Linked DNA regions of Homo sapiens: all the other regions are linked to region 2. A link is a loop called in an ENCODE intact Hi-C map of the cell type or tissue named here. Cell type or tissue: heart right ventricle. All regions are shown on one strand. Links, peaks and the distances in the headings refer to the core of each region. The heading gives the core; the rest is flanking DNA. Region 1 overlaps VDR (vitamin D receptor). Region 2 has its middle 13 kb from the start of TMEM106C. Region 3 overlaps ENDOU (endonuclease, poly(U) specific).

The links. A loop is a pair of places that touch in the nucleus more often than their neighbours do. Peaks named below come from ENCODE experiments on the same cell type or tissue, not always from the same donor. Only the 100,000 strongest peaks of a DNase experiment are listed, where the experiment ranks them.
Region 1: it touches region 2 in a loop (2.0-fold over the local background); 27 of 110 quality-filtered maps call a loop at or near these places.
Region 3: it touches region 2 in a loop (2.4-fold over the local background); 29 of 110 quality-filtered maps call a loop at or near these places.

What each region holds. Positions count from the first base shown.
Region 1 is chr12:47,866,775-47,876,798 of GRCh38, forward strand. All of the region lies in intron 3 of VDR (vitamin D receptor), which reads right to left. Among named protein-coding and RNA genes, the nearest start is that of VDR, 33 kb to the right of the region's middle. RefSeq lists enhancers at 1,719-2,219, 1,925-2,104, 2,205-2,274, 3,041-3,090. In heart right ventricle, for the core only: CTCF peaks have their summits at 3,850 and 4,049; DNase peaks (open chromatin) are centred at 3,647 and 3,887; H3K27ac peaks cover 1,326 bases.
Region 2 is chr12:47,945,515-47,955,538 of GRCh38, forward strand. No RefSeq gene overlaps it. Among named protein-coding and RNA genes, the nearest start is that of TMEM106C, 13 kb to the right of the region's middle. In heart right ventricle, for the core only: CTCF peaks have their summits at 4,122 (motif pointing left) and 4,325; a DNase peak (open chromatin) is centred at 4,117.
Region 3 is chr12:47,713,144-47,723,167 of GRCh38, forward strand. It overlaps ENDOU (endonuclease, poly(U) specific), which reads right to left. Exons shown (of 10, transcript NM_001172439.2): 2 at 7,610-7,732; 3 at 4,986-5,051; 4 at 4,375-4,512; 5 at 3,747-3,915; 6 at 3,157-3,356; 7 at 132-245. RPAP3-DT (RPAP3 divergent transcript) reads left to right here. Exons shown (of 4, transcript NR_183480.1): 2 at 6,004-6,129; 3 at 6,457-6,556. Among named protein-coding and RNA genes, the nearest start is that of ENDOU, 7.3 kb to the right of the region's middle. RefSeq lists enhancers at 4,593-4,712, 5,053-5,102. In heart right ventricle, for the core only: a CTCF peak has its summit at 4,544; DNase peaks (open chromatin) are centred at 3,788, 4,548 and 4,828; H3K4me3 peaks cover 885 bases; H3K27ac peaks cover 2,500 bases.

The DNA of each region.
Region 1 (10,024 bases), core at 2,768-5,267, 79 kb before region 2:
AGGTAAGGAGTTTGAGACCAGCCTGGCCAACATGCCAAAACTCCGTCTCTACTAAAAATACAAAAATTAGTTGGCCATGATGGTGCATGCCTGTAGTCCCAGCTACTTGGGGGCTGGGAGCTGAGGCAGGAGAGTCGTTTGAACCCAGGAGGTAGAGGTTGCAGTAGGCCAAGATCATGCCACTGCACTCCAGCCTGGGCAACAGAGCAAGACCCTGTCTCAAAAAACAAAACAAAACAAAACAAAAAAAACCCAGAAAACTACTGAAGTGTTCTTAGCTAGAAAGGTGGCACCCTTGAGGCTGGGTGTGGTGGCTCAGGCCTGTAATCCCAGCACTTTGAGAGGCCGAGGTGGGTGGATCATGAGGTCAGGAGTTTGAGACCAGCCTGACCAACATAGTGAAACCCCATCTCTACTAAAAATACAAAAATTAGCCGGGCACGGTGGCACATGCCTATAGTCCCCGCTACTCGGGAGGCTGAGGCAGGAGAATCACTTGAACTTGGGAGACGGCCGTTTCACTGAGCCGAGATTGTGCCACTGCATTCTAGCCTAGGCAACAGAATGAGACTCTGTCTCAAAAAAAAAAGAAAGAAAAGAAAAAGAAAAGTGGCACCCTTGTAGCCTATGTAAGTTGTGTGTGTGTGTGTGTGTGTGCACAAGTGTGCACATTTAAGGGCTCATTTTCCTAATTCGAACATTCTCTCCCACTGCCAGCCACACCACGTGGACTTTGGGAGGCTGCATAAAGGACACCTCCCTGAGGCACCTCCCTAGAGGCTTTTCATCATCCATGTCCTGAGAGTCCTGTCCTCCTCCCAGCCCCAGCAGGAGTAGGCCCCACTTTTCTGACATAGTTAGATGGGGAAAGATGGTGGCAGAATCACTGTCTGCATGAGCAGCAGCATCTTCCAAGGAACTGCTGAGTGTGAAGATGCCCAAGCCTTCCAAGCCAAAGCCCAGGCCCAACCATTTCCTTCCTGGAGATGAGCTACTGACGTCATCTGCTCAGGGGCCAGGCATTAGTTAGGATTCTTGGTAAAACATGACTCACTGTTCACATTCACTAGAACATACATGGGGTTGAGGGGAATCGCACTCATCAATTGTCAAGCTTGCTCTAGCAAATGGACAGCTGGGGACCACACCGACTCAGCCCCTGGGATAGAGAAGAGACCAGAGTAGGGCTCTACTGGCAGTCCCAGGCAGGCCCAGACTCTTAGATCCACAGAGGGCCCAAGAGACCGTCAGTGTAACTCCCTCCCTTTATACGTGGGACCACTGAGGTTAAGAAACTTACAGGTGAGGATATTCAGCAAGAAGTGCAGGCTCCTAGGTCTGGAAGTCTTAGGGATCTAAGGCTTAGCCTTTAGCTTCCTGGATTGTTTTCAACCCCAGAAACTTAAAGTGCTCAGTGAAGTTGATGCCCCAAACAGCCCCAGGTGGCTCAATGCCAAGAATGACCCAACAGTCAAGGAAGCAGCTGCTGTTGGTTTTGGACCTTGGCTCTGGTACCCTGCTGTGACAACCCTCATCACCCAAGGGGCCTACTGCAGAGCCAGGGTTGTCAGGAGGTGGAGCAGCACCAGGCTATCAGGGGCTCCTTAGCTCCAAGTCTAGCCCGCCTCAGGCCCAGTCCTAACCCTGCAGTAGCTAACAAGAAAGAAGTTATACGCCAGGCTTTTTTCCATCTTCGTAGAAACAAAAAGCCTTTTGCCGTTCACCTCTATTTGTTTACTGCTGCTTTTCTGGAGGGACAAGAGAATATGGAAGCATCTTGGGAACTGTTAGGGTTCCCCAGAAACGAGATACAATTATCCCCACAGGGACATCTGTATGTTCCAGGACATGAGATTGGTGTCCCTCCCACCAACCTTGTGGTTCTTGAGGCTTCATCCGTCACCACAAATGCTCAGGCCTCAGAATGCCCGTAATTCTCTAAACTTACTCAAGGACCAGAAGTTTCTATTTCAGAAGAAACTCTCATTTCCTTTTTTTTTTTTTTGTTTTTCAACAACCGGGCATTTCGCTCTGGTCACTGAGGGGCTGCTCTGTCCTCCCACTGGCTGTCTTGTCTGGCTCAGAGCTCTTCCTGTTAAGCCTGCAAGGCCATGGGCACCAAGAAGACAGCACATCGTCAGCCTAGCCCAGCCACCACCTACAGTGATGTGAGCCAAAGCCTCTCACCAGACTGGGCCCGGGACTGAGAGCTTCTTGAGGCCCCAGGGCCTATCAGAGGCCCCGTCTGTCCTTCCCCAGGCTCCAGGGAGCCTGCCTTTGACCCTCACTTGGGGGCAGCCCCCCCAGCTGCAGGGTTGCCTGAAAAGAGATTCCACTGCTTCGCCATCTTTCTCTCATTTTTCTCATGTCACTTTAAATATGAAGCTCCATCTCAGATGTCTATACGCAGGAGGGTTGGAGATTGCCACTCAGCCCCACTTTGCCTGACAACAGGAATGAGGCTAGGAATAGGAAGAGAAGGCCGGGCGCGGTGGCTCACACCTGTAATCCCAGCACTTTGGGAGGCCGAGACAGGCGGATCGCGAGGTCAGGAGATCGAGACCATTGTGGCTAACACGGTGAAACCCCATCTCTACTAAAAATGCAAAACATTAGCCGGGCGTGTTGGCGGGCGCCTGTAGTCCCAGCTACTCGGGAGGCTGAGGCAGGAGAATGGCGTGAACCCGGGAGGTGGAGCTTGCAGTGAGCTGAGATCGTGCCACTACACTTCAGCCTGGGGGACAGAGCGAGACTCCATCTCAAAAAAAAAAAAAAAAAAAAAAAAGGAATAGGAAGAGAAAATAGTGCAGAGCTGAATTAAGAGAAAGTACTGGGACTGGGTGCAGTGGCGTGAGCACGCCTGTAAGCCCAGCACTTTGGGAGGCTGAGGTGGGCAGATAGCTTAGGCTCAGGAGTTTGAGACCAACCTGGCCAACATGGTGAAACCCTGTATCTACAAAAGATTAAAAAAAATTAGCCAGGCATGGTGGCATGCGCCTGTGGTCTCAGCTACTTGGGAGGCTAAGGTGGAAGGATCGCTTGAGCTGGTGAGGTCAAGGCTGCAGTGAACCAAGATTGTGCCACTGCACTTCAGTGTGGGTGACAAAGTGAGATCCTGTCTCTAGAAATAAAAAATAAAAGAGAAAGTACTGGGGGTAAAAAAAAAGTTTGGCGCCCTTGCTTCTGCTTAAGAGTTGTCATATGAAGCCCGAGAACACTGAAAAGGAAGAGGACACCATTACGCTCTGGAGCGTGGGGTCAGTGTTCAGGGTATAGAAAGTTTGCTCCCCAGCTCCAACTGCCAGACCCAGAGGCTCTCTGGAACTCAGATCCCAGAGCTGGCCTTTCAGGTGTGTCTGGCCCAACATGTCTGTTTGCTGGGCCACAGATCCTCTTGGCTCAGAGGTCCTGTTCTTCCCTGTTCTCCTGCCTTCCAAGGGCACTTCCACATGTGTGGCTGTCATTTACTCTCTGCCCACGAGGAGTCAGGGCAGCCAGACTGCCCAACCCTGGCTCTGTGCTTTGTCCTGAAGGTCTACACCCTACCCTGCCTTCCTCCCAATACTAATTGCCTGTGAGCTGGTTTGGATTTGAGAAACAAGAGCTTCAGGTTTCCATGAGAGCCCATTGCCTCAGCTGCTCTCTGAGCCTGGACCCTGTCATCCTCTGGTTGGTTGGCATTTATACCCCAGCTCAGGAAGGGGGGGTAGGGGTGGGGCAACCAAGCTAAATATAGATGCAGTTTCTAGAAAGCCAGGGGTGAGAGAGGACATTGACCGATTCTCATGCCAGAGACCAGTTTATCAAAACAGAAAGAGACAAAAACCTCACAAAAGCATCAAGAGCCTGGGGCCAGGGCCTCAGGCCTGGGACAGTTGGGCCTTTCTCCAGTAGGTGGCCTCTGCCAGCAGAGACGCACGTTGCATAACCCAGGCGTAGGGTCAACTATCCCCTCTGGGCTCCATCTCCACTGCACTGTCACAGAGATTCCAGCGTCTGCTCAGGATACAGGAACTAGCGAGAGCTCCTGATCTGAAAGCTATGTGAGGTGCTGGGAATGCTTACTAGTTTGATTATGGTGATCATTTCACAATGTATATGTATAGCAGAACATCGAGTTGTGCACCTGAAATATAGACCATGTCTATCTGTCAATTATACCCCAGCAAATCTAAAGGAATAAAAAGACCTACATCAAATGATGTAGGGGCCTACATGTATGTGAGAGGCAGCATCAGGGGGTTCTCCTCAGGTGGGTTTAAAAAAACATTAAAGGATGGTTAGCACTGTAGAAAAGAGCACAGACTTTTTTTTTTGGAGGGCAATTGGCAATGCGAAGCATGTTAAACACACAGACATTTTAACGCAGTAAAGCCACTTCCAGGTATTTATCCTGTGGGTAGATCGGTCCATGGGCGCAATGGTGGTTACTGCAGCTCTGTCTGGAGAAGCCAAAGACCGAACCTAAATGACCATGACAGAGGACTGGTTTCTTTCTTTTCTCTTTCTTTCTCTTTCTCTTTCTTTCTTTCTTTCTTTCTTTCTTTCTTTCTTTCTTTCTTTCTTTCTTTCTTTCTTTCTTTCCTTTCTCTCTCTCTCTCTCTTCCTTCCTTCCTTCCTCTCTTTCTCTCTTTCTATCTGTCTGTCTATCTGTCTTTCCTTCCTTCCTTCCTTCTTTTCTCTCTTTCTTTCTTTTTTTTTTTTTTCTGGATGGAATTTCACTCTGTCACCCACGCTGGAGTGCAGCAGCACGATCTGGGCTCACTGCAACCTCTGGCTCCCAGGTTCAATCGATTCTCTTGCTTCAGCCTCCCGAGTAGCTGGAATTACAGGCATGTGCCACCACGCCTGGCCAATTTTTTGTATTTTCAATAGAGATGGGGTTTCACCATGTTGGCCAGACTGGTCTCGAACTCCTGACCTCAAATGATCCACCCACCTTGGCCTCCCAAAGTGCTGGGATTACAGGCATGAGCCACCGTGCCCAGCCAGGCACTGGTTTCTTATCTCACAGAACCTCCATATAATACTCTGTGACTATGAAAAAGAAAGAGGAAGAATGCTGAAATGGGAATGAGCTTGAAGAAGTGTTCTTTAGCAGATAAAACCAAGATGCAGAATGGTGACGTGTGTGCACACACACATACACACACACACATATGCACTTTTACATAAAGAATCTGGAAGCGAACACGATGAGCTGGCAACAGTGACAGCTTCCTGGAGGAGGTAGGGAACTAAGAATTGGGTTGAATAGGTGATTTACTTTTCACTTACATATCCTCTTAAACTGTTGGCTTTTTAAAAAGCCATATTATGACGTTACATTTAAAAAATCCACTACCCACTACAACTACCTAAACATTAAAAATGAAATGCAGTCTTTGGTTAGATCGATATGTTTGAGTTTAAATCTTAAAGCACAACCTTGGGCAAGTTACTTAACCTTCCCATCCATTAGTTTCCACATCTGTAAAATGGGAGCAACATTTCAGAGAGGGTTGTAAGAACTAAATAAAGGAAAAGGGAACAGGACCTGGACAAAGGAAACCCTAAATAAAGGGAAAGAAGAGAAACTAGCAGAAAGAGGCAGTGGGAGGGAGTGCTGAGAGTGGGTGAAAGTAGATTTTAAAGTAGATTTTAAACATCTCATTAAGAATTTGAGACCCCTGAAGCAGACACCATGTCTTAGGCCTGCTCTCTGGGTGCCTAGCATGGGAGCCTGCAGGCAGCAGAGTTTGAAACCATATTTCTGTTTCATGTGCTGTAGCTCCTGATGTCTAGAGCCACAGCCCCTGTGCTAGTTACAGCAACCACTGTCCAGTTCTGTTGAGCACCAGCCAGTTCTACCCAGCCTTTGACCGACATGAAGCTCTCTCAGAGCCCCTGGCCCAGCCCTTCCCTCTTCATACCTGATATTTAACTCCTTCTGTTTAGGAACCTCTTTTCAGAGACCACTGCCAACACATCACATAGTTATACTTTCCAAGTTCCATGGTAGAGAAAAGGAAGAAAGGACCATCTGTCCTCAAAACTAAGACACTAAAAAGGGATAATGATACTAGCTATCACCACTGGAAGCTTTCTAGGTCAGTATTTTACATACTATCTCCAATGCTCTCGACAACCTTTGGGTAGATATTATCCCTGTTTTACAAGTGACACAAAAAGGCACGGGAAAGTTAAATAACTTGCTTTAAGTCACAGCTAGCAAGTCTGAAAGCTGGAATTAGAATCAAGAACTGTTTGACTCCAAGGAATCTGACTGATATGGTTTGGCTCTGTGTCCCCACCCAAATCCCATCTCGAATTGTAATCCCCATGTGTCGAAGGAGGGGCCTGGTGGGACATGATTGGATCATGGGGACAGATTTCCCCCTTGCTGTTCTTGTGATACTGAGTGAGTTCTCACAAGATCTGATGTTTTTAAAGTGTGGCGCTTCCCCCTTCACTTGCTCTCTGTCTCTCCTGCTGCCATGTAAGACAGGCCTTGCTTCCCCTTTACCTTCCGCCATGATTGTAAGTTTCTGAGGCCTCCCCATCCATGCAGAACCATGAGTCAATTAAACCTGTTTTCTTTTTTTTTTTTTTTTTTTTTTTTTTTTTGAGACGGAGTCTCGCTGTCGCCCACGCTGGAGTGCAGTGGCGCAATCTCGGCTCACTGCAGCCTCCGCCCCCTGGGGTTCACGCCATTCTCCTGCCTCAGCCTCCCGAGTAGCTGGGACTACAGGCGCCCGCCACCTCGCCCGGCTAATTTTTTGTATTTTTAGTAGAGACGGGGTTTCACCGTGTTAGCCAGGATGGTCTCGATCTCCTGACCTCGTGATCCGCCCGCCTCGGCCTCCCAAAGTGCTGGGATTACAGGCGTGAGCCACCGCGCCCGGCCACCTGTTTTCTTTATAAATTACTCAGTCTTGGGTAGTTCTTTATAGCAGTGTGAATATGGACTAATACACTGATCTTCATATATACTATGGTTCTCATCAGGAATGTACCATCTCTCAATCCAAGCTAGAGCAGCAGTCAAAAACATGCTTTCCCAAAGTCCAGGAGCATGAAGCAGAGGCTGTTTGAAGGACTCCTCTAGGACAAATCCCTCTAGGGATTCAGGCAGTCTCTAGAAGGATGCTTTGGAAGTGTGGGGTCACATCTGACCATGCTCTCCACTGGCCCTGTATAACCCAAGCACAGGGAAGATCTCAAGTGTGTGCTGAGTGCAAAGTCATGCAAATGAGCCCTGATTAGAGTGCTGAATTTCAAAAGAAATAAAAGAATGACAAAAAGGTAATGTAAAATCCTATCCTTGCAGCTGTCTTTCTTGATAGCTTCAGTGACCTTCCCTCTCCAAATATTTTGGCCTCCTCTACCCAAGCTTCTGAACATTACTCTTGGAACATCCATAGATAACCCCACTCATTCTCTTTCATTCACATCCTTGAATATCTGTGAATGGAGGTCAGCTGCCAAAGTGGACCTGGACAAAGTCTCTCCAGCAACACTGACTTCTTGGTCACTCATTTACTTGTGCCCATAGAATACCCTGTGTGGCTGTTCCTCCCTTTTTTCTCTATTTTCTCTCCTTTAAGCAGTTTAGGTTTTAAATTCCTGGACATCTGCCCTATTTCTCTGCTTCCTTTCACATCAGGTTGCTAGAAGAGCTACAAATATCAGTGGGGTGACCTTCCTGAATGCCAGAACATTCCTCATCTTCCTGGATCCTCGCCAGCCTACCTTTTGCCCCCTGCACTCCGCATGACCCATAATTAACAAAGTCCTCAAGAACCTTGGAGCTAGGAAGCGAAAACGCACTTCTCTGCACTGTCTTTGTTAGCTTGTAGCTGCACAGAGTCCTTATTTAAGCATCCCAACAGGGAGGAAGAAGACAAGATAAGCAGGCAAACGATGACCTGTTTCTCATCTTGCCTTCCAGGATCAGCTCTTAAACCTCACCATCCACCTTCATTCTCTTCATCAAAGGGGTTCCTCTGATTTTCTTCTCTGTCCATTACACCTTTTCCTTTATATCAGACTCCGGACGAAGCCATCCATGACCATATGCATCCACATGCATATACATATATGGATCATCCACTATATATGTCATTTGGAATAGACCTATTCCAAATGTTTTTCCTCCTCTGGCTCTTACTTATGCTTTAGTTGTTAACATATAGCCAAGAGGTGTCTGGCCATCTATAAGCCTGCCTGTGCCAACCTTATATTCACACTGGAAATATCATCTTTCTCTGAGGATGTCCCTGTATTCCAGAATAACAGGAAGCACAAGCAACATGAAATAGCTTGCAGGAGGAATTGACCAGCAATGGCCTCTAATGCCTGATCATAGATCAATAGAACTGTGATCCCTCTCTAACCTTCTAACCATCATCACACTTCAGCTAGATTATGAGTCTTAGACTCGTTTTGATGATAACAACTAGCTCCTAGAGCAGTTTAGTTAACTATCTTAGAAGCCAAACCAAATACTAAATGGTCAAATGGGATTGGATTACTGGTCTCCAGGGCTTGGAAAAGAGCTAGTGACCCAATATTCAAGCAATGCTGTCTGTCAATAACTATCAGGAAATGGTCAAGCAAGCTTCTTGAGAGCAAGGACTTGGTTCCTGTCATCTCTGTGTTCCCAAGGATGCAAGGATGCAGTACCCACCACAGAGAAGGTACAGACCACTGACATTGTCCTTGCTTCCTGGGATCAGAGTTTCACAAACAGATATGAGTGACCACAGGGTTCTCAAGCAACTATTTGGACCAGATCAAAATGGAAAACTTCCAAATAAAATTTGGATGAAGCAAAGAAGGAGAAGCAGGCATCAGGGGTGGAAGAAGAGGAGAAATGATGTATGTATAGCTGATTCTCATTATTCATGGTAGTTATGGTCTATAGTCACTGTGGACACTGGATTAGTGAATATTGAAACACTGTTCCTGGAGGAAACACAGGGTGAGGTTTCTGCAAGCCTCTGGTCACAAAATTTTCATCAACTGATCAACACATAACCTTGTCTTATGTGAGTTTTCTGTTTAAAGATATCTTATTCAATAGATATTGTTGGTTGAGTTATTAACATTGATCAAACAGCCAGCAGCACTGTTGTCCTCAGGAAGCTTGTCTAACACACATAGTTTCCCTGTGAGGCACATCACGGCCTTGCACTTAGGAACACCAGACAGCAGTGCAGCACTACGCTTGGGAACTGTTTTAAACAGCAAAGTCACCAATAAAAATCAAAAAAAGGCAAAAAATGTAGCACTAAATAGATTGTGAAGACCCTGGCTGGGAAGATAGGTGCCAAGTCATGTGAATTTTTCACTGCTCTGCACATGTTCACAAATGACCACAAAGGGGCTGCAAGTATTGATTTTGGTAAATTTTAGCAAGTGGGCAGATTTGCAAATACAGAATCCATGAATAATGAAGGTTGACTGTGTGTGTGTGTGTGTGTGCATGTGTGTGTTTGTTTATGTACATATCAAACAAAATTCAGAACCTTGCAGCTGTCTTTCTTGACAGCTTCAGTGACCTTCCCTCAAGTTTCTGAACATTACTCTTGAACAATCCATAGATAACCCCACTCATTCTCTTTCATCCACATCCTCAAGCAAATGACAGACATGTTGGCTCTTTAGAATGTAGCAGCCTAGCTTAGTCATCAAGACAGAGACAGTAAAGATCTAAGTAAGGTAGACTGAGGACAGGGTAACAAGACAAAACCAGCCTGCAGCCCATAGTGCCAGGCATTGCAGGCAGTGGTTGTGACCAACAGCCAGCAACAGACTCTAAGGGCTCTTGTCAAGGTGGACTAAGAGTGGGTTAAGGTGGCATCATGTGCCCACAAGCAACACAGCCACTCTGTCAGTCTGTGGTGACACAGATTACAAACATACCATCCTTGTTCATTCTGCCATCTTTCACACTCAGCCTGGGGCATGACAGGACCTGTCCTCTCTCCACCCAGATGCCTCACATGCTCCTGTCCTGAGGATTCCCAGCCTAGTGGTGTGT
Region 2 (10,024 bases), core at 2,709-5,208:
CTCAAAGATGATAATATCTAAGAAACTCTACAGTCTTTGGAAGACAAACGAGGAAATGATGACACAAACATCAGGATCCCAGTTCCCTCAGGGTGGGGCAGGGGTTGTGATCAGGGAAGAACACAGGGCTTCTAGAGTACTAGCAGTATTCTATGTCTTGACCTAGGCAGTGGAAACCTAGGTGTTTGATTTATAATTATTTATTAATCTGTACATATATATTTAATATACATATGTTATGTTTCACAATGAGAAAAGAAAAAGTAAATACTTTGGACATTTTCCTGCTCAGTATAAATGTAAAAGTAGTACTAGGAAGTGCAAATTCCCATCTTCACACCCTCAGAGGAACCTCTGGGACTCTAAATTTCGCCTGGTTTCCCAGGGAATTGAAAGCAGGTAGAGAGTGGTAGGGCTGTGGCTGAGTTTGCTGGATGGCAAGGACCAGCTAATGAGTACAGATTCCAGTTATAAATTCAGACCAATGTCGTTTTCCTTGCTGGGGGGTGCCCAGAAGAGCAGATGACTTTCTGGGAGGCTGTCAGTCCACTCCAAACAGCCCTCCCTCCCGTGGTCTCTCTCCCCCGCAGACTGCTGAGGACAGAGGGCACATCTCCCCACTCTTGAATTCCTGCCCGGGGTGGTTCTGACCCCTGCAAAGCTCCCTAGACCCCAGACAGGCCCCTTTCCACACCTACCCACCGCCCCTACTCTTCAACACAGCCCCTTCCTTGGGCCTGGGCACCCCAACTTGCTGGCCCCAGACAAGGACCCCTGCCTTCCCCAGCCCCCCAAACCCCCAACATCCCCAGCCCTTTCTCCCCTGCTATGGGTTCCCCTAGACTTTGAGGAACACTCTGCCACTGAGCACAGGCATCACCCCCTTTCATCAGCCTGCTGACTTGGCAGTCTCCCAAGGTGAAGGTGGAGGGAGCTCTCAGAAGCCAGGACAGAGGCGGGGCCTCCTGCCCACCCAAGCCCTGGACCCCGGGCATCGGGCAGCCCTCAGGGCTGAGCCCACCCTGCCATCGGAGGCCACAGGAATGTCCATGAGGGCCTGGCCAGGGAGCTGCCCGGTGGTCATCAACGCCCTCCTTCCACATCTGACTCGCTCCCTGTCCCTCTGACTCAGCTTCTGTTTGACTCGGATTTAGTTTCTCTCCCATCCTTGATTTTCTGTGGGTCTCTGTCTTCACAGTCCCCAGACTGCACAAGGGCAGCATGAGCCTTTCCTCCGACTGTGTGTAGGGTGACCCTGGGCCTCTGGGCCTGGCTGTCCACCTGTGCCACGGCCCACTCTGTCCAGGAAGGAGGTCTCCCCACCCCCACCGAGGGAGGTGGCTGAGGTGAAGAAAGAAGCCCGAGGGCCTCGGTGGCAGAGCCGGGCTGAAAGGAAAGAAGAAGCTGATGAAACCAGGGCGCTGGAGGACGGGGCCGTGGAAGGGCGAAAGGGAAGTGTGCTGTTAGGTGAATGGGGTGCATTGGAGGCAGGTGGGAGTGGCCGAGGCGTTACATAACCAGAGCTGAAAAGGAGTTGAGTTCTGGAGAAAAACAAGGTCTTAGGGGAAATAAAGGTGGATTACAGGGATGGGCTCTGATACTAAGAAGTTCTTTTCAGTGTCTAACTTCAATCCCGCCTGCGGCAGAACTAGCTTTCTCCACGTGTAGTTCTTGCATCCTGGAAACTCACGCAGGGCATAATGTGAAAGGAAGCGCGAGAAGTGCTTGTGAGGGGCAGAGAGTCTTTCTCCTTGGCCTGGGAAGCCAGCACAGTGTCCCGTCCCCACCACCAACCACCTGATAGCTCCCCAGTCCTTGGCATGGCCCGGAGACCAAGCTGTTGGCAGTGGCAGCTCCTAGCTGTTTAGACAATCTTCCTTTCACAAGTTTATTTATTATTCTTTTCCCACCTCTCCACCCCTTCCCCACCAGCTGCTTAAAATATTTTTCAAACAGAAAAATCCAACCACAGCTGGAAACCAACCCTAAAGTTAGTCCGGAACGTGGGAGCTGCCAGGGAAAATTGCTGGGGCTCAGGCTGTGGGAGGAAGGGCCTGAGCCGCGGAGACAGGCTCGCTCTGCAGGGGCTTGCAGCAGGGACACAGACGCAGGGAGAAGGCATCGGACCTCATCATCATTCCCCAAACCGTCAGCGAGAACCGGCTATGAACCAGGCCCTGCGCCAGGACAGTGAGGGACACAAATTGCCTTAAGTAAAAGGGGCTGACCCCATTCTCAAGAAGTAACAGGCTTAATAAGGAGGTAAGGCACAGACACAAACACTCCAGTGGCAATCATAGCATGCACTTAAAGGGTGTTTGCCATGTACAAGGTCCTGACCTAAGCACTTTACATGTAGTAATTCATTAAAAACCCTCATCAGCCCTGTAAGAAAGGTACTCTTATTATTCCCATCTTATAGAGGAGGAAACTGAGGCACACAGAAAGTAAGATATTCTTTTTTAAAAAAAAAAAGAAAAAAAGACAAGAGTTGCACTCTGTTGCCCAGGTTGAAGTGCAGTGGCGTAATCATGGCTTATTGCAGCCTCAACCTCCTGGGCTCAGGTGATCCTCCCACCTCAGCCTCCCAAGTAGCTGGGACTACAGGCGCACATCACCACGCCTGGCTAATTTTTACTTATGTTTTAATTTTGTACAGGCAGGGTTTAACCATGTTGTTGAGGCTGGTCTCGAACACTGGGTTCAAGTGATCTGCCCACATCAGCCTCCCAAAGTGCTGGGATTATAGGCGTGAGCCACCGCACCCAGCCAAGAGACTCTCACACCACAGTACAACTAGTAAGCAGCGGAGTCAGGATCTGGGCCCAGGGAGTCTGAATCCATCTTAGCGGCTATGCTATGCCACTTTTGTACAGTCATGCAAGGGGAGAGGCAAATCCCATGAAAGAAGCATAAACAAATTAATATGAGAACTCAAAGAAGGGAGAGATTGTCCCCGGCAGAGGGTCAGAATCAAGGAGTGCTCCCTGGAGGAAGTAACATAGAGCAGCCTCTGGAAGGATAGTGGGGCTTCTGAGCCTATACTCAGGGGCAGGGACGGAAGCTCTACAGCAGAGATCGCTAAAGCAGTAGCAGAGACAGCACCCAAGAGGTCAGCTGCTGTTGTACAGCACCACCCAAAAGCCTGTCCTCATGGCAGCCCAGTGCCTAGAAGGGACACTGGCCAGAGGAAGATGTCCAGGCAGGCCAGGCTCAGCCACAGTGGAACAGCAATTCAGATTCATGCTCCAGCTCTCCAGCACCGTTGGCCTGTATCATCTCCCCGCACCTCCTACCTGCTCCATTCTCTCACTCTCACTGCTAATCCGGGTCCCCTTGCAAATCTGTTCATGGGGAGAGTGAAAGACAAAACTACAACACTTGAAAAACTCTTTATAATACAAATATTTGGTGGCATCTAATTTAGACAAAAATCACCCAGCTGTCTTGTTTGGACAGTTGGGCCCAGTAGAGTGGCCACAGAGCCATGTGGCCTGAAGCCTCAGGAGATAGGCTGGTGGGTGTGTGGGCAGGTCCCGCCTCTCCCTGTCAGGCCTGTACTTGGCTGAGATGCCAGGTCATTTGACATCTCTGGGCCTCAGTTCTCTCAGAAGTGACGATGAAGAAATATGAGCCCTTTCCCGGCTCTAGACCGACAGCTCCAGTCATAGCCTCCAACTGCAAGCATCTACCTGTTCCAAGGTGCATCCCAATCCCTTCCTGTCCCATCAGGCAAGAGCAGGTCAGGCCAAACCCCAGCCCACTGTTTTGGGTAATCCAGCCTTGGGTGGACTCCTTCCCTTTGCTCCTGGCTGCCTCCTGATCCCTTCAGTGGAGGGAAGCAACCTCCAGCCTCTTGTGGATTTGTTTTTTGTTTTGTTTTGTTTTGTTTTGTTTTGTTTTTCAGAGATAGAGTTTTGCTGTGTTGCCCAGGCCAGAAAACGCAGTGGCTATGCATGGGTACGATCATAGTGCACTGCAGCCTCGAACTCCTGGGCTCAAGCCATCCTCCTGCCCCAGCCTGCCAAGTAGCTGGGACGACAGGCGCGCCTGGATCCTCTTGTGGGTTTTAAGAAAGGAAGGAATTACTGGAGTCTGGAGGCCCGGCCCAGGCCTCCCACGCCCCCTGGCGGAAGGAACAGAGCTGTGTCCAGACCTGCACTGGAATCTGTGGCCAACCTTCCCACCACTCTCCTCCCACCCGTCCTGTCTTTTCCTCTGACCTTATTCATTCACTCTTAACTGCACATGCACTGGGTGCCAGGCGCATGCCACGAGATGGGGCGTGGAAGTGACTGAAATTGTCCCTGTCCCAAGGTGCTCTCTGTTCACTCAACTCTGTTCAATTCATTCAATAAATATTTACGGAGCTTCTGCTCTCTGCCAGGCTCTTCTCAAGGCCCCAAGGACACCATCCTGCCCTCGCAGAGTTTAGTCTAACAGGACCTATGGCCTGGTAAACAGACAATCATCATACAGTAGATGAGCCACAGGTGCCAGAGGAGAGGCCAAGAGGAGACACGCCAGATGCGCCAACAGCGGCCCTCACGCCGAGCAGGGGGCCGGAGGGGCAGAGGAGGGTGTGGGTGCGCACGCGTGTACGTGTGTGTGCATGCTGGGGGATGGTGGGAGACGGATTTGCAGAGATGGCAGAGCCACGTCAGGGCTGGGCTCGAGCAGCTGTGTAGGATCCCTCCAGGCGCAGGAAACGGGGTATGGGGTGGGGCAGGGCGGAAAGAACATCCCACACCAAGAGGACAGAGGGAGCAAGGGCACAAAGTCCCGGCATGTTTAGGAAGCTACAAATAGTTTGCTGTGGTACAAGTGTGTGGTCAGTGGCAAGGAGGCAGCAGGAGGGTGGAAGAGGCCTCGCAAGTTGTATAAGGGGCTTGGGTCTGATCCTGGAGCCTGTGAGGAGCCACTGAAGGCTTCAAGAGACGGAATGATACGAATACTTCTGCTTTCAGAAAAAGACCGCTAGACCAGTGGAATGTGGAGGGGGGCTGGGAAGGCAAGTGGTCGGAGATGGCATGGTGCTTGTACCCCAGCTGTGTGACATCAGGCAAGCCACATCACTTCTCTGAGCCACAGAGGCCTCATCTGTTAAATGGGGGTGCATCTGTCAAATGGGGGTGATGAAACTCAGCCTATAGACTTGTTAAGAGGAGTAAATGAGATAATATACAGAAGTGCCTACTGTGGTACCTGACACATAATAGACACATAGTAAATTATATACATATGCATATACATATATATATATGAAACGTCAGAGAGCCTACCAAGAAGGCTATTTCAATTGCCTAGGCAAGAGATGCAGAGAACCTGAATTCAATCATTGCGGAAGGTGAGAAGAAGGGGATGTCAAGAGCTGTTTCAGACAGTTGCCCTTTGGGAATGGGTTGGATATGGATCTTGTCTTTCTAAAAACATCCCAGAGTTCATCTCAGCCTTTTGTCCTCAGGCACTAATCCGTGACTCCTGCATTCCTCATCATCTTCCTGCATTTTTTCACTGCCTGCTTTGTATTAGGTGTACATACGCTTGTTCAAGGCTTGTCCATTTGCAGTTTGTCTGGCTCAGGCACAGGATGCCTGGAGTTCAGGCAAAGGCCCTGCTGGCTGAGCCTCTAGGTAGGTATGTCTCGGGCAGCAGTGGACAGATTCATGGAGGTTTTGGATGACAATCAGATGAGGATCTGTCCAGCCACCACGTTCATCCCTGAAGCTAAGGTTGAGAAAGGAAGTGCTGGGAAAGTTGACCACGGAGATTGGCTGGCTGGCGCCTGGGTTTCATCAAACACTCATTGCAGAGTGGAAATCCAGCAAGCCCATCTCCAGCCTACCCCTCAGGCACAGCTCCCCCAGTTCCCTGGCCAGTCAGCCTTCCTCCCACACCTGCCTCCAGGGTGCCAGCTCTTAACACAGGTACCACAGGTACCATTCGGGGGGTGCTCCAGCCCCTCTAGAAGGGCAAAAAGGGGCAAGCAGTTTGTGTGTGTGTAGCTCGATCACCATTTAACCTACTTAGAGTGTGTTCATCCAAGGTTGCCAGCGGCAGAGAGAGTTGTGGCAATTATTAAGGGCTAAGACCCCCAAAGCCATCTCATGGTGTTGCCACCCTCTCCAGGCCGTACTGAGCCTGGGGCAATTGTTAATAGTGTCAGAAGCAGCTATTAGTCTCCGTGGTCTGCAGGTTCCCCTCCAAGCTAGTTTGATTATGTTCATTTTAAGATGTTAGTTTGTGTTTTGTGTTTTTCCCCAGTATCTGTCCCCTGTTCCAAAGGGATAACTCAGCCCTTTAGATTTCTTTGGGGTAGAAATTAAAAAAAATAATAATTCAAAGACAACCTCTTGAACTGTCTCTCATGAATTCCTGGGCTTATTCAAGAGATGATATCAGGTGTTCAAGATGCTGTTGAGAGAGGAAAGCAAGGAGTGAGCAGGGTGAGGGGAGAGGAAGCTGAACTCCTGCCCCAGCATCACTGTGGAGAAGGGGCAGGGTCTCCAAGGGGCATGGCTGCATGGGCACTTTGGACCCTGCACACCAGCTCTACCAGCCTGGGCCAAGGTTCCCAGGTCACAAGGAGCAGTAACATGACCCAACACAGAGGCCTGTGGGAAAAGGGACAAGGGGGAGATCAGCATGACATGGTGAGAGGCCCTTGCATACCCTGCCTCCTGGGCTCCAAGAAGTAATTCTCCAGGACTCCTGAGCGACCCTGGGGAGGGGGAGGTAGCCTCAGTAATGGAGGAGATTAAATCCCCTGGGGCCAGTCAGGATGGGGCTCTGAGTTAGATTTAGGTTGGTTTAAATTTTTAAAAAATAGGACCTCTTTTGCTCTTCAGGATTTATGGAGGAAGATTCATCCCTCCAACTGCAGCCAGGACACTTATTGGCTGTTCCAGGTGCACCTGTGAGCCAGGTGAACATGGGCACAATGCAAGCGAGACCCTCCTTCCCTGGTCCCACAGGCAGCCTCGTCAGGTCCCTCAAAGGAGGAGCTGAGGATGTGGCTTTTTGGACCACCTTGGTTGACTGGCTTCTGGGTCCCCTTCACAAGGTCGTGGTGAATTGTCAGTTCCTTGATGTTGTGCCGGACCCCTATTCACTTCAGTAGGGAGGGCACCAGGTTCAAGAGACCGAAGAAGAGACGCAGGGCCAGCATACGAGACCAGGGGCTTTATTAGTGGGAAACTTACACGTGGGGATGCTCCTGTGGTGGCACGCTGGGCAGGAGAACAACAGCCACTTGTGAAAAACGTGCAGTTTACAGCATTTTCACTTCGCACCCTTCCCCTAACAGCCTCCACCTGGCAGCCTTCATTTAATCCAAAAGAAAGGGCCTCAATCCCCTGTACGGCCGTGTCCCACTGGACAGCAGGGAAACTCGGATGTTCTCATAGATAAGAAATTAATCTCCGGGTTGGCCACTCCCAGAATCTTTAGCTCAGACTTCTGAACTGCTTTCAGGTGCATCTGCTGTACAGGGTCACTCTCAGGCTGTGCTTGAGTTATCACTCTCAGGTGTGTCTACCATACACTTGAACACATAAGCCCCCTGCACCCTCACTGTGTCTAACCTGTCTGAGCAGAGCTGTCTGCCTCCAACTGCACCCACAGGTGCAGACCCCTGCCTGAGACCTTCTCTATACAGACACCCTGTGTGCTACTCCTCCAAGAAAAAGTCTGTAAACTCTCTTCCTTTGTCCATTCTTCACACAAATTAGCACAGTAAGGAAAAAAGAGACGACTTGGGAGCAGAAATCCCAATGATCCAGTTTGGACCCTACCACAATAGTTAAGACAAATCAGCTTCCGTCTGTTTTTCCACCCGTAAAATGGGAATAACAGCTGCCTCACATCAAAGGAAGTGCCATGTAAGTGGCAAAATGCTCTAAGGTTGTAAGGAGTTTTTAAATGCAAGGGACCTTATTCTCCATTTAGAGAACTGAACCCGGAACTTCAGAGGGTGAGACTATTTCCTCACTCTAGACATATGAGCCAGAGCTTTGGGCTCTGAGATCTCTGATTCACATAAGAATAAACACAGAATCCATTAAATAAGGTTTGTGTGCCTCTTAAGTCCACTCAGGTACTACAGTGGCTACAGCAACGGGGTTATGACCTGGCTCAGCCTTCAACTCTCCAAGCTTCAGCAAGTCCCGATCTCTTGGGACAGTGCACCCAATAAGCAAACAACGGACTTGGTTCTAGTCCTGATTCTTTCACTCACTAGGTGTCATTTAACCTCAAGCAAGCTTTCTCAAGTGTGGAATCAAGAAAGCAGGGACAGAATGAAGACCATGAAGAGCACCTCCAACTCGAATTCCTCAGTCTCCCCACCAGTGCAAAGGGAGGTCAAGACAGCCCTGAAGATCCTCCTGCCTCATCCCGTTCCTGCATATGAGTCCAGGGAGGGATGCAGAGCTGGGCAGAGCTAGTTGCTGACCTGCCCCTGGCCCCACAGGGCCTTTTCAGACCAGCAGCCCTTTCCGGCCTGCACTGCCCTGGGCCTATGGGGCCAAGAGTACATGCACGTGGAGAGATTGAGGAGGCTGGGAATACAGGAGTACACAGCTGGCCCCCTCTGCCCAGGCCCACCCAGAGAGCCCCAGTGAGCTCACGTCTGCAGTAACCTCACTTCTCATAACTGCGACGGTGAGACACGCCTGGGAAGCCAAGCCCAGGTGAGAAGTGATGGCTGTCTCCTCAGGAATGTGCTGCCCAATTAACACTGCCTCCCAGATGGCTCCTGCGGAGGCTAGGACTACTCCGCCAGGGCGGTGCTGGCCAGCCACCAGGCTGAGTCATTCTGTGAGCATTTATTGAGGGCCTACTATGCATCGGGCATAACAGGGAGGAATAAAAGCCTAACTGGAGAGTACAGTCTATCTGTCCCAGACTCACTTTTGGAGACAGATTGTCAGAGAGCCTCAAGAGCTCTACAGGTGAAGCTCCCAGATCTCCATCAACCCAAAGCCCTCCCACTTCCTGACCACAGCTGTAAGCCCTTAACTTGTTTCCCTCCCTTTTCAAGGCATCCACAGTTCTCAATCTCCTTCTAGGCTCCTCTTCGTCTTAAGCTGTATGAATCAGGCTGCTGCCTCCTCATTTTCCTGTTTCTAGGACAGTCTAAACCACCCGCTGTCCATCCACTTGCAGATACTAGGTTTATTGCTTCCTGTCCTTGGCAGGGTGTCCAAGAGAGGCCATAAAGTGAGGCAACACCCAAGTGCCTAGAGGATGGGCTCTCACTAGAGGTGCTCTCCACGTGAATTACCTATAGAGGCAGGTCCTCAGGCAGGAAAGCCTAACTTGGAAGACAGGCCTCAGTCAGGCAAGGGGCCTCCCTCTCAAAGGGCATGTGCCCCGAGGGCTGAAGTTGGAAGAGGTTAGAAATCTCAGTGTGGCCTACATGGTATGTGGTCAAAGCAGTTATTCTTCTTGTTATAAGATCCAGTCTTTTATCTTTACTAGCTCTGTATCTGCATGTTAGGATTGCATCCCACCAGGAAAAAGAGACACCCAAAAGACCAGGCTTACATGATTTTGAGGGGCTATTTGTCTCATTTAATGATCGCTCAGAGGTGAGGCAGTCAGGGCCTCACCATGGCTACAACGCCATCAGGGGTTCAGGCTCCTTTTACCCTTCTACCCAGCCTCCCTTAGCATATACTTCTTATTGTCACAAGACAGCTGTCCCATCTCCAACATCAAGTTCAAATTCCAAGCAGGAAGAGGAAGGTCAAAGGACCAGTCCAGTCTCCATCCCTTTTAAGGAGCTTTCCTGGAAGTTCCACACAAGTTCTTACACCCCATCGGCCAGAACTGTGTCACACAGCCACCTCTATCTGCAAGAGAGGCTGAGAAATGTATTTTTAGTTGATCATTTGCTGCCACCAACAACATTGGATTTGGTTAACTGAGGAATAAAAACTGGTATAGAACTTGCAAGGAGAGAGATGTGTAGGAGCAAAGGGAAAGCTGCCCCCTTTTCCTCTGAAGGGGCTCCCACTTGGTC
Region 3 (10,024 bases), core at 3,570-6,069, 230 kb before region 2:
AGAGTGCGTGGGTCCCTCCCTACTAGCTGGCTGGACTGCTGATTAATCCACACCCAGGGCTGCCCTGCTCCTGAGCAAAGCCATTCCTCTTCATCCCTCCAACTCTTTCTTTCCAAGAAAAGTGCTCCCACCTGAGAAGACATGTTCAAAGCCACTCGAGTCCCCCTCTTCATTGCCTCTTGAATAGAGCCCAAACCACATGTTCTTCAAGTCATCGACAAACTCTTGCTCTGAGCCATAGCGATCTGCAGAGGAACACAAAGGGTTTTGGAGAGGGGAGGCAGGGCCAGGTCCTGGGAGCGCTAAACAGAGACCTGAAGAGCTACTTGCTCCCACACGTCAAGAAACATGTGGGTTCAATCAACAAATGTGTTCGGCTGTTAATTCAATGATTATCTATGGGATGCCTATTTTGTGCCAAATCCAGATCTAAAGGCTGAGGATTCAGCTGGGAATAGCAAGGACACGGTCTCTATCTATATTACATTCCACTGGAGGAGTCAAATAATAAGTAAACAATAAGAAATATGATTTCAGATCAGTGCTATGAAGCAAAGTAGCCCGTAATGACGGGAAAGGGCTGGCACATAAGTTGGCGGGGGGGGGGGGTCTTCTAGAAAGGAACATCAGAAAGGCCTCTGTGAAAAGGTAGCACTGATCAGAGAGCTGAAGGATAAGGAACTTGCTACACAAAGATCTGTGGGGAAGATTCCTCCATGTAGAGGGAACTGCAAGAGCAAAGGCTCCAGGCAGACTTGAGTTTGCTACTCAAAGAACTAAAAGAAGTCAGTGAGGCTGGAGCAGGAGGGGAGAGTGGTAGGAGAGGAGGTTTGAGAAGCAGCCAAGGGTCAGATCCTTCAAGCCATGGCAAGAAGGTCAGGTCTCAGGCAAATAGAAATAAAACAAAAAATGTTTTAGATTTACTAATTGCTTTCTGTCCACCTAGTGCCTGCCATTTTAAGTGCTTTCAATGTAACACTGAATCCTCACGTTGAATCTTCATATAAGCTTGGTACTAATTATCCCCAACTTAGAAATGAAGAAACTGAGACGGACAAAGTATAAAACTCATGCAAGATCACAGTTAATGAAAGGTAGAGACAGCACTTGAGTCCACTCAGTCTAGCTCCAGAGACCAATCTCTTTAACAACTCTATAGCTTCTTGGTAGTGCAGAGCCACTGAAGGATTTTAAGCAGGGGAATTGTATGATAGGACCTTTTAAAAGATCACCCTGGCTGTGTATGTTAAAAAGGCAATGGGGTGGTATGAGTGGAAGCAGAGAGACCAGTCTTGAGGCTCATGCTTTGTCTACGTAAGAAGTTGATGGGGCTTAGATGGTGGTGTTAACTCCGGAGGAGGAGAGAGAAGCAGTAGGCCCAGGACATATTTTGAAGTGGGAGTGATGGACATTACATTACTGATGGAGGAGATGGGAGTAGGGAACTTTGAGGTAAAGAGAACAATTACATCTAACTACTAGGCTTTTGGCCTGAGCAACCGGATGGGTTATGCCCGCCATTTATGAAATGGGGAAGACCCAGAGAGGAGCAGGTATTTTTGATGGGAACCAAAAATTATTTCTACACTAGGTTCTGTGTGAATATCAGTTAGATAGCTAAGTGGAAGATGTTGAGAAGGCCCTTGGGAAAGTTCAGGGCTGGAGATTTCAATGAGGGAACCATCAAAGATTGACTGTTTACTGCCCACAATTTTATATGGTGAATACAAAAGAGATACCAGACATATTCCTTCCTTTCCAGGACTTAAAACACATTTGGAAAACAAGACTACATAAAATAACAGAGAATGGTTTCACACACTGAATAGTTCCCCTTACTGAGCAAGGACTGAGTGCCAGGCTTTCTACTGGGTGCTTTATAAGCAGTCATCCTCAAAAACCCCATTTCAAAGGGAAGTCCCAGAGAGGTCAAATAAATTGCCCAGGGTCAAGTCACTAGCAAGTGGCAGAGCCAAGATTTAAACCAAGTCTCTCTGGCCCAAGGCTATTGTGGACCACACTCCAAACTCTGCAGAGGTGCCGAAAGCCAGAGTGAGCTGGGGCAGGTGCAGCCTTCACAAATGCGGTGGGATATGAATTATCATAGAACTTTAAGGATAAGTGGGATTTGGACAAGGAGAGAGGTGAGGAGAGAGTTAGTAACGGGACAGCCTGGCCTTGGCATCGGAACCCTGAGTTCCAGCCCCAGCTCCGCTTCCAACTCATTTGTGGCCTCAGATAAGTCTAGCCTGTCTGGCCTCCGTTTCTCTCATTTGAAAAGCCCTTGCTCAGTCTAGACCTCCAAGATTCTCTTGTGTATTTACTACGAAGAGAACGCCAGGGGGCAGCACAGGATTGCAACTTCTTCATAGAGTCACTCTTGTGTCGCTGTCACTTTACCTAAAAACAGTGTCACCAACTCTTAAGGGAGGCAGCAGCTCTGAGCCAAGGCACTCTCAGGGACAACGAGGGAAGACCCGGACAGAGCCACCCCTGAGACAAAGCCCAGCTGCCTGGAGTTGGGAAAGGAATCTGCAGGACAGTAACAAACACAACTCCATGCCAAGAAGTCCTGCGGCCAAAATCTTTTTTGGTCTGACTCAAATGTGTCTCTACCTGGAGGCTTTCCAACCACAACTCTTCCCGATAGGACTTCCCGCTCTGAACCTTTGTTGATTCTCTGATGTTGTTTCCCCAGCCAAAAGGTGGACTCAGCCAACCCGATTCCTGGACTTTATTGCGGGAGGAGGGAGTAGAGTCAGCGACTCTACCTGTCTGAAACATGGTGCTGACTCCAGGATCGCGGAGGTGGCTGAGACGTGCTCTGGGTGGGGGTGGGATGTGAGGGGAGGCTCACACCTGGCAGAGAACCCTGAGACTGTAGCAGAGGGTGGGCGTGCATGAGGCAGTTAACATGAAGTCAAAGGTGGGGTGATATCCAAGCCAGCCAGCCAGAGGATGTGCCAGCTCCTGGTTGGGTTCCTAACCTCTCCTTGGCTTCCCCCTGGCCTCATCCCTCATCCCTCCCAGATGTACACTGACCTCCACAGAGTCCCCACCGCCTCCTCACCTGCCCTCCTAACCTTCCCCTCCCCCGCCCACCTGGCTTCGCTCAGACAGACTCATGCGCTCTGGGGCCTGGGGGTGCTCACTCACTCTGGTGATGGAGGAAGCTGTAGAGCTCCTTCATGACTGCTGTCTTCATGATCTCTCTGAGGAAGGCGTCCTGCTCGGCCAGCTCCTGGGCACTGAAGTGCTCCCCATGGCCTGTTGCCCGCTGGTAGTTGTTGAGGAGGTTGATGAAGGCTGCATAGGTGGGCTTGGAGAACAGCTTCTCATTGACATAAGTGAAGAGTCTGGGGGAGGCAGAGGGGAGCCCCACTGAGAGCCCCAAACACAGGGCAGCGACCCCTCCAGAGACTTCTAGACAGGCCAGGGGCAGACAGGCGAGGGCTGGGTTCAGGAGCCGAGGGGGCACTTCGGGTACTCTTGAAAGTCACACATCAGGTCACTTTTCTTCCACCTCATGTTTTGGAAGAGCTGTTCTATCCTCAGCCTGGCCAATCACAGAAACCCTCCCAACTGGATATCCACAGTCCCTCAAGATGGCTTTGTCTCTGGAGAACTATTTTTTTTCTGCTCTCCCTTTGATCGTGCCTGACTTGAGGATAAAAAGTCGAGACATCGAAAGAAGCAAGGATAGGGGCAAGATTTAGGGGGTAGAAAGAGGAATTGTGGGAACTCACGGCTTTGGGCAGCGATCCACTTGGTTTCTGGTCTCTGACGGGGAGATGCAGTTTTGGCTATTGAGAACGATGTCTTCCTTCTGGGCTTTGTTGGTGTCTGCCCTGTAGATCTTCTCAGAGATGCTCTGAATCTCCTCTTTTGTTATGGCATCACTGCTGTGGGAGACCTCTGGGAGGAATTGGAAGAGGGGTGGCCTCAGAGCCAGAGGGAAAGGGGGGCGGGCAGGAAATTATCTGTGTACCTCCCCTCCTGGGCACCTTCAAGAAGCCAGCAAGGAGGGAGGGGGGCCACAGTTGGACACCCTAGTGGTGGACAGGGGCCCAGAGCCTAAAGGACGTGTAAAATCACCACACGGCATTGCCCACAGAATGTCCCCCGCCCCTTCCCCCTAGAAGGGGTCTCACGCTTGAGCATGCATCAGAACCACCTGGAGGCCCTGGTAGTACAGGACAGTGAGTCCCATCCCTAGAGTTTCTAATTAAGTAGGCCCGGAGTGAAGCCCCAGAGTTTGTGTTTCTAACAAGTTCTCAGACATTGCTGAAGCTGCTGGTCCAGGGACCACATGTTGAGAACCTGCTCTAAAGTCCTTCTGTCTCTGCAGCTTAGCTAAGGGAGCAGAAGACTAACCGTGGTCACTACACAGGCTCTCAAAATCCTTGCAGCAGTTCCCAAACTCTTGGCAGCGGGCATTGCAGTGACATTGGTGGTGCTTGTCAAAGGCTTCGTAGCAGCGGCCCTGGCAGGAGGTGGGTGCCGAGTACAAGTCTGAGAAGAGAGGGGTGGTGTGTCCCGGGCTGACCTCTAGAGGTCGCTCTGAACGCCCCACAGGCTGTCGCTCCCTAGCCTGGCTGTCTTCACTCTGCCCAGTAAAGATCTCCAGGGAAGGAAAACAAACAAACCTAATTCGTGCACACCCTTCACAGTCAGGAAGTCCTTTCTGATGCCGAACTTTACTTTCTGGCCTGCTGTTTTTCTAATCTTCTCATTCTAAAAATAAAATCTCTTCCACTTCCCTCTCCAGGCCTCAGGCTCTCTTTCCTAGCTACCCTCCTCCCATGGCCCCCCAGGCTGGCTGAGCCCCCCCAGGCTTCTTCCTGCCCAGGTTCCCAGAATCCAACAAGCCTCTCTCATCTGGCTGAGGCCTGGGCCTGGTGCCACTGCCATGGCCGCCCCTGCTTGTCACCCTCATGTCCCTCCTGCTTTATCTTGAGGGCCCCCCTTTGGGGAGGCAGGCTCACTGCTGGCGAGGGCCTCTTCTGTCTCTTCCTCCAGCTGTGGCAATGGCTCTGACTCTTTGTGGTCCTCTGCAGGTAGATAGAAAAATAAAGTCACCAACAACCTGAGAATTCCCCTGCTGCTTGGTTTCTGGTTCTCTGTTTCCCCAGCCTCAGGGGACAAGCAAGGGCACTGGAAGCAAATTCTGAACAGGGGCTGGGGTCCAATGGACAGGCACCAAATAATGATGATGAAAACAGAAAATGGAAGATGTTTCCAATGGAAGACACATTATAGAAAACTTATAAAAAAGGAAAATAATTTCCCCAGGTGACACATCTGGATTGAAAACTCTGACTTCGGTGATGAAAACTCTGATTTAACAAAAGTTGACAGATGGATAGAGGCTTGATGCTGTCCTAATGACAAAGCCCTCACTTAGGAACATCCTGTACCTAGAAAAACTTCTCGTCAGAGCTCAGGGTAAACTCTCAGGGCCTCAAGGAATAAGAGCTGTTTCCTGAGATTCCAACTTCCCTTCTTTCTTTGCCCCACTTGGAAATGGCCACAAAGACTGTGTCTAGGGAAAAGGCATGTTCAGAAAAGCACATTCCTATTGCTGCCCCTTTCCCTTCACCTGCAAGCTGAGTGACTGTAGCTCAGCTCTGGGTGGAGAAGGGTGGATTTGAGGTTGGGGGTGATGCAGGGGGGAGAAATGTTCCTGGGGACTCTGAGTTCCTCTCTCATCACACAGTGGAATAATCCCCCCACCAGCACCCCCTCCACACACCCAACAAACAGTACTGTTACAAAGTGATTCAGAATCTACTAGTGAGTTTGCTGGAAAGTTATTACCATCAGAACTACCAGTTAGGTTATTCTTCAGTCAACAAACATCTTCTGATCACTTACTATGTGTCAGGTTGTGTTCTAAGTGCTGGCAATCCATGGAGTTCTGAATTCAGCCACATTTTATGCTAAACAGAATTTTGTGTGCTGAGCTGGAATCCTAACCATCATTTCCAATATGTTTTTCTATAGGAAAGGGGTTCTGAGTTGCAAATCAGAAACTTGAAGATGAAATGGCTACTACGCTGGGTATTGCCTTTATCTTGAATGCCAGCCTGATGGTCCAAGGTGAACAAGCCTTCCTGTGTTTTCTGAATGGTAAGAAAAAGTGGGGACACAAGGACAGCAGAAAAGGCATAGGCTCTGATTCCGGCTGATCTCGGCCTGGGTCTCCCTGCCTGGGGAAGGAGGTGTATGTGTGTGTGCTAATATATATGTGGTGCTAATGTATAATACATATGCTTATATGGTGATATGGTTTGGCTGTGTCCCCCCTCAAATCTCATCTTGAATGGTAGCTCACATAATTCCCATGTGTCACGGGAGGGACCTGGTGAGAGGTAACTGAATCATGGGGACGGGTTTTTCCTGTGCTGGTTCTCGTGATAGTGAATAAGTCTCACGATATCTTATGGTTTTATAAAGTGCAGTTCCCCCGCACTTTGCCTGCCACCATGTAAGATGTGTCTTTGCGCCTCCTTTGCCTTCCACCATGATTGTGCGGCCTCCCCAGCCATGTGGAACGGTGAGTCTATTAAACCTCTTTTTCTTTACAAATTACCCAGTCTCGGGTATTTCTTCATAGCAGTATGAAAATGGACTAATACATATGGTGTTTTTGTATAAATTGAAAAAAAGCTTCCATACGAGTGGAAGCAGCTCTGTGGGTGCTTGACTGGCTACCACCTTTGGGCAAATTCAGAAAACACACTTGTTTCTCTCAGCAGACACAACTCTTCACCAGTGCACAAAACCTGATGAGAAGGATACAGACTGGATTTTGGTCCAGCTTGCTGCTTAACTAGGTTCCCTTGCACAACGCACAACCTGTGCAATGATTATGCAGTGAAATTGATGGCCATTACCTAACGTGGCTTCAGTGACCATGTTTTCAAAACTGGGAGTCAGAGTGCATGGCTTGACATCAAGGCTTTGTGTCACAAAGCAGAAGATCATTAATCTGGGAGTTGACAACATTGGAAGCACCTAAACAAGTTGATTATTCATACAAGATTTTTTTCAAGTATTCATTTAAAACTATGCAGTTAAAGGTGGTGCATGTCCTGTTCTAATTGGTAGGCTGGAAATGATGGTATGGAGATGTTGCACCACGTGGTCCCTTCACTAGAGGAAGAGTGGTATGAATCGTGTCCGTCACTGTGACACCATGCAGTCTTCCTGGCAGTACACAAGTTGTGAGAGTTTGCTACCATTTTTACATTTTTGTGATTTAAAGTGTTGAATAACAATTAATAATGTCATACATACTAAAATATTATTTTTATCATTTTACCCTTTTTTAGAATTTAGTACTTAAACTTTCAAGATATTGTTAAAACTGATATTTCAGACAGAAATTCTAGGTAAATGACATCTACTGTATTTTAAGTTGGGGGCATCCTAGAAAACCTGAGAAAAGTGGTGGCCAAATTCCTGACCCTGCCTCTGTCCCTCAGTGCTTTCTGTCCAGACCCTTAGAGCCCCTGTGAGTCCTGAACGCTGCTCTGGCCTGCTGGACACCCAGGCCAGTGGCCCCTTAGACAGGCTGGACATGCCTTCGTCTCACAAGGAGGCTCACCAGTACACAGATGTTCATAGTCTTCACAGCAGTTCCCATGCCAGAGACACCGGCGGTCACACTGGCAGGCAGCGTCCCGGTTAAATTTCTCATTACATCGAGATGCACAGGATTCTATTTTTCCTATGGGCAGTAAAGGTCACCAACTCAGCTCTATGGAGACCCTGTTCTCCCCAGGGTGCCTCCTGCAGGAGGGTTCACAGACCAGGGCAGGAGTGTACCTGGCAGGGAAGGGCATTACTCTCTGCAAAGGAGAAGTACATCCACAGCCTCCCATGCACAACATAAGCCTCCTCCCCACCACCCAACACCCACCAAATATTTCAAGGCTCATCAAAGAGACCAGGATCACAAACCCAAATCCCTATTTGGGTTAGGCCCATAACATAAGCAAGTAAAGAAGCAGGGTATGAGGCAGTAGGAAGAAATGGAGACCGTGACAAACTTGAGAGCAATGCTCCATCTGAAATTTGCAGCTGATGCTCAGCTCTAGCCGATTGTGGCCATGTTGGGATGTGTGCTCAGTGTTGCCAGAGCCTTCCCTTTTTTTTTCAAGATAAATCTTCATTTTTATGTGAAATTTTCCAACCTTGTAACACTTTAAGCACACCAAAGAAAGAGGTCTGTGAACTGGGTGTAGCCCACAGGCCCCCTTCACCTGTCATGTCATGCTGCCCCAGGGATGTCCCCTGCCCCTGACCCTCCGCTGGCTCTTATTCCATCCCTGTTATGTTATTTGCTTCTTTGCTCTTGTCTCCCCTTCTGGTCTTCTCTGCACGCTCTTTCCCCCTGTGTCACATCTTTCTGTTCTTTCCCGTCTTTGGAGTACATTCAGATGAATTTATGCTCAGGGTGGGGAATGAGGCGGGTGCGGGTGAGAATTGGGCTCTGGCATAGCATTCTATTATGTAACCACAGACCACATCCCCCACTGCAGCCAAATGGTTTGCAGAAGCAAGCTTTTGGTCGCAAGGGACATAAGACAAGACATTTTGAAGGAACAGTGGAAACCCACTATCCACTCTGGGCTTTAAGGGTGATAACAGAGTCTTTGTTCGATTTGAGGTTCCTGAGGTTTGGATTTCACGAACGCTGGGTTCAGAGGTCATACTGTGGGTTACAGAGAATGTCAAGATCAGAGTCAGAGTTACCATCAGCATCAGAATTTGTATCAGTGAGGAAACTGAAACCTAATTTGGACCAGGGTTGGGGTTAGTTAGGTTAAGAACTACAGTTAGGATTTGGGCTTGAGTTAAATTAGTTGATAAATTAACAATTTTGTATTGATATTTGGGTAAGGAATAGGAATAGACTTAAGATGACATTCGGGGTTGAGGAATGTGTCAGGATGAGAAAAAGATGAATAATCCCTGTTTTGTTTGGGGGCTTGGTTCTGGTTATGATTCAATACAGGTGTAGTATCTTAATTTAAGCCTGGAGTGGGTTAGAGCTTAAATATTAGAGGTTGGGTTTGGTTACCAGTCCCTAGTATTGGATTCTGGGATTAAGGTTGATACTTTGTCTAATGAGGGACAGCATAGCAGAGAGGTCAAGAACCTAGACTCTGGCGCCAAACTGCTTGAGGCTGGAATTCTGGTTCTACTGCTTTCTAGCTATGTGATCTTGGGCAAGTTATTTGAACTTCTGTGCGTTGGTTTTCGTATCTGTAAAAGTGGGATGATAATGGAGCCTATCTCATAGAATATTTGTAAGAATTAAATGAGTTAATATATGTAAAGCACTTAGGACAGCAAGTGACACATAGTAGTACCATAGAAGTATTTGTTAGGTGAATAAACGGTGGCAATATTTCATGCCCATCTTCCAAGTGACAAGTGTTCAGACTGGCTGGAGCAGTCTTCCCTGTGTTGTGGCCCCGTCGACACACTTAATCTAGCTGACACTCTCCCAGGGTTTCAACAGGGCCATCCCTTGGGCTGGGTTGTCAGCACATCTGTGTTGCTGGTTTCCTGGCTGACTTCATCACTACAGGTCTGTATTCTTTACATCAGAGAGGCATTGGGTCAAGGTTAACCCGGGTCCTCAGACAACTTCACATTGTCAGGCCTCCAAGGTGGGCAGGAAGGCAGGTTTCCAGTCCCTAAAAGAGACCAGGCCCAAGGCCACTTGTTCCTTCAAGCCGGCAGGAACTCCTCTTGAATGTTAAATGATGCTCCCTTGGAGCCTGAATGCAAAGACCTTAAGGAGAAATTTTCAGCCCATCAGCTCCCTGCTCAGTCAGCCTGGCAGTACACCCAGAATCCAAAGGGAGAGAATTCAGGCAAATCAGGGCAATGTTTTTAATGGGCCAAATCAGCAGAGTCCAGGGAAAGAATTCACTTCATTCCAGCAGCTGGCACCAGTTGAGAAGGGTTGCAAGCGAGCAGTCAGCTGGACGTGCAGGAGAGCACCCCC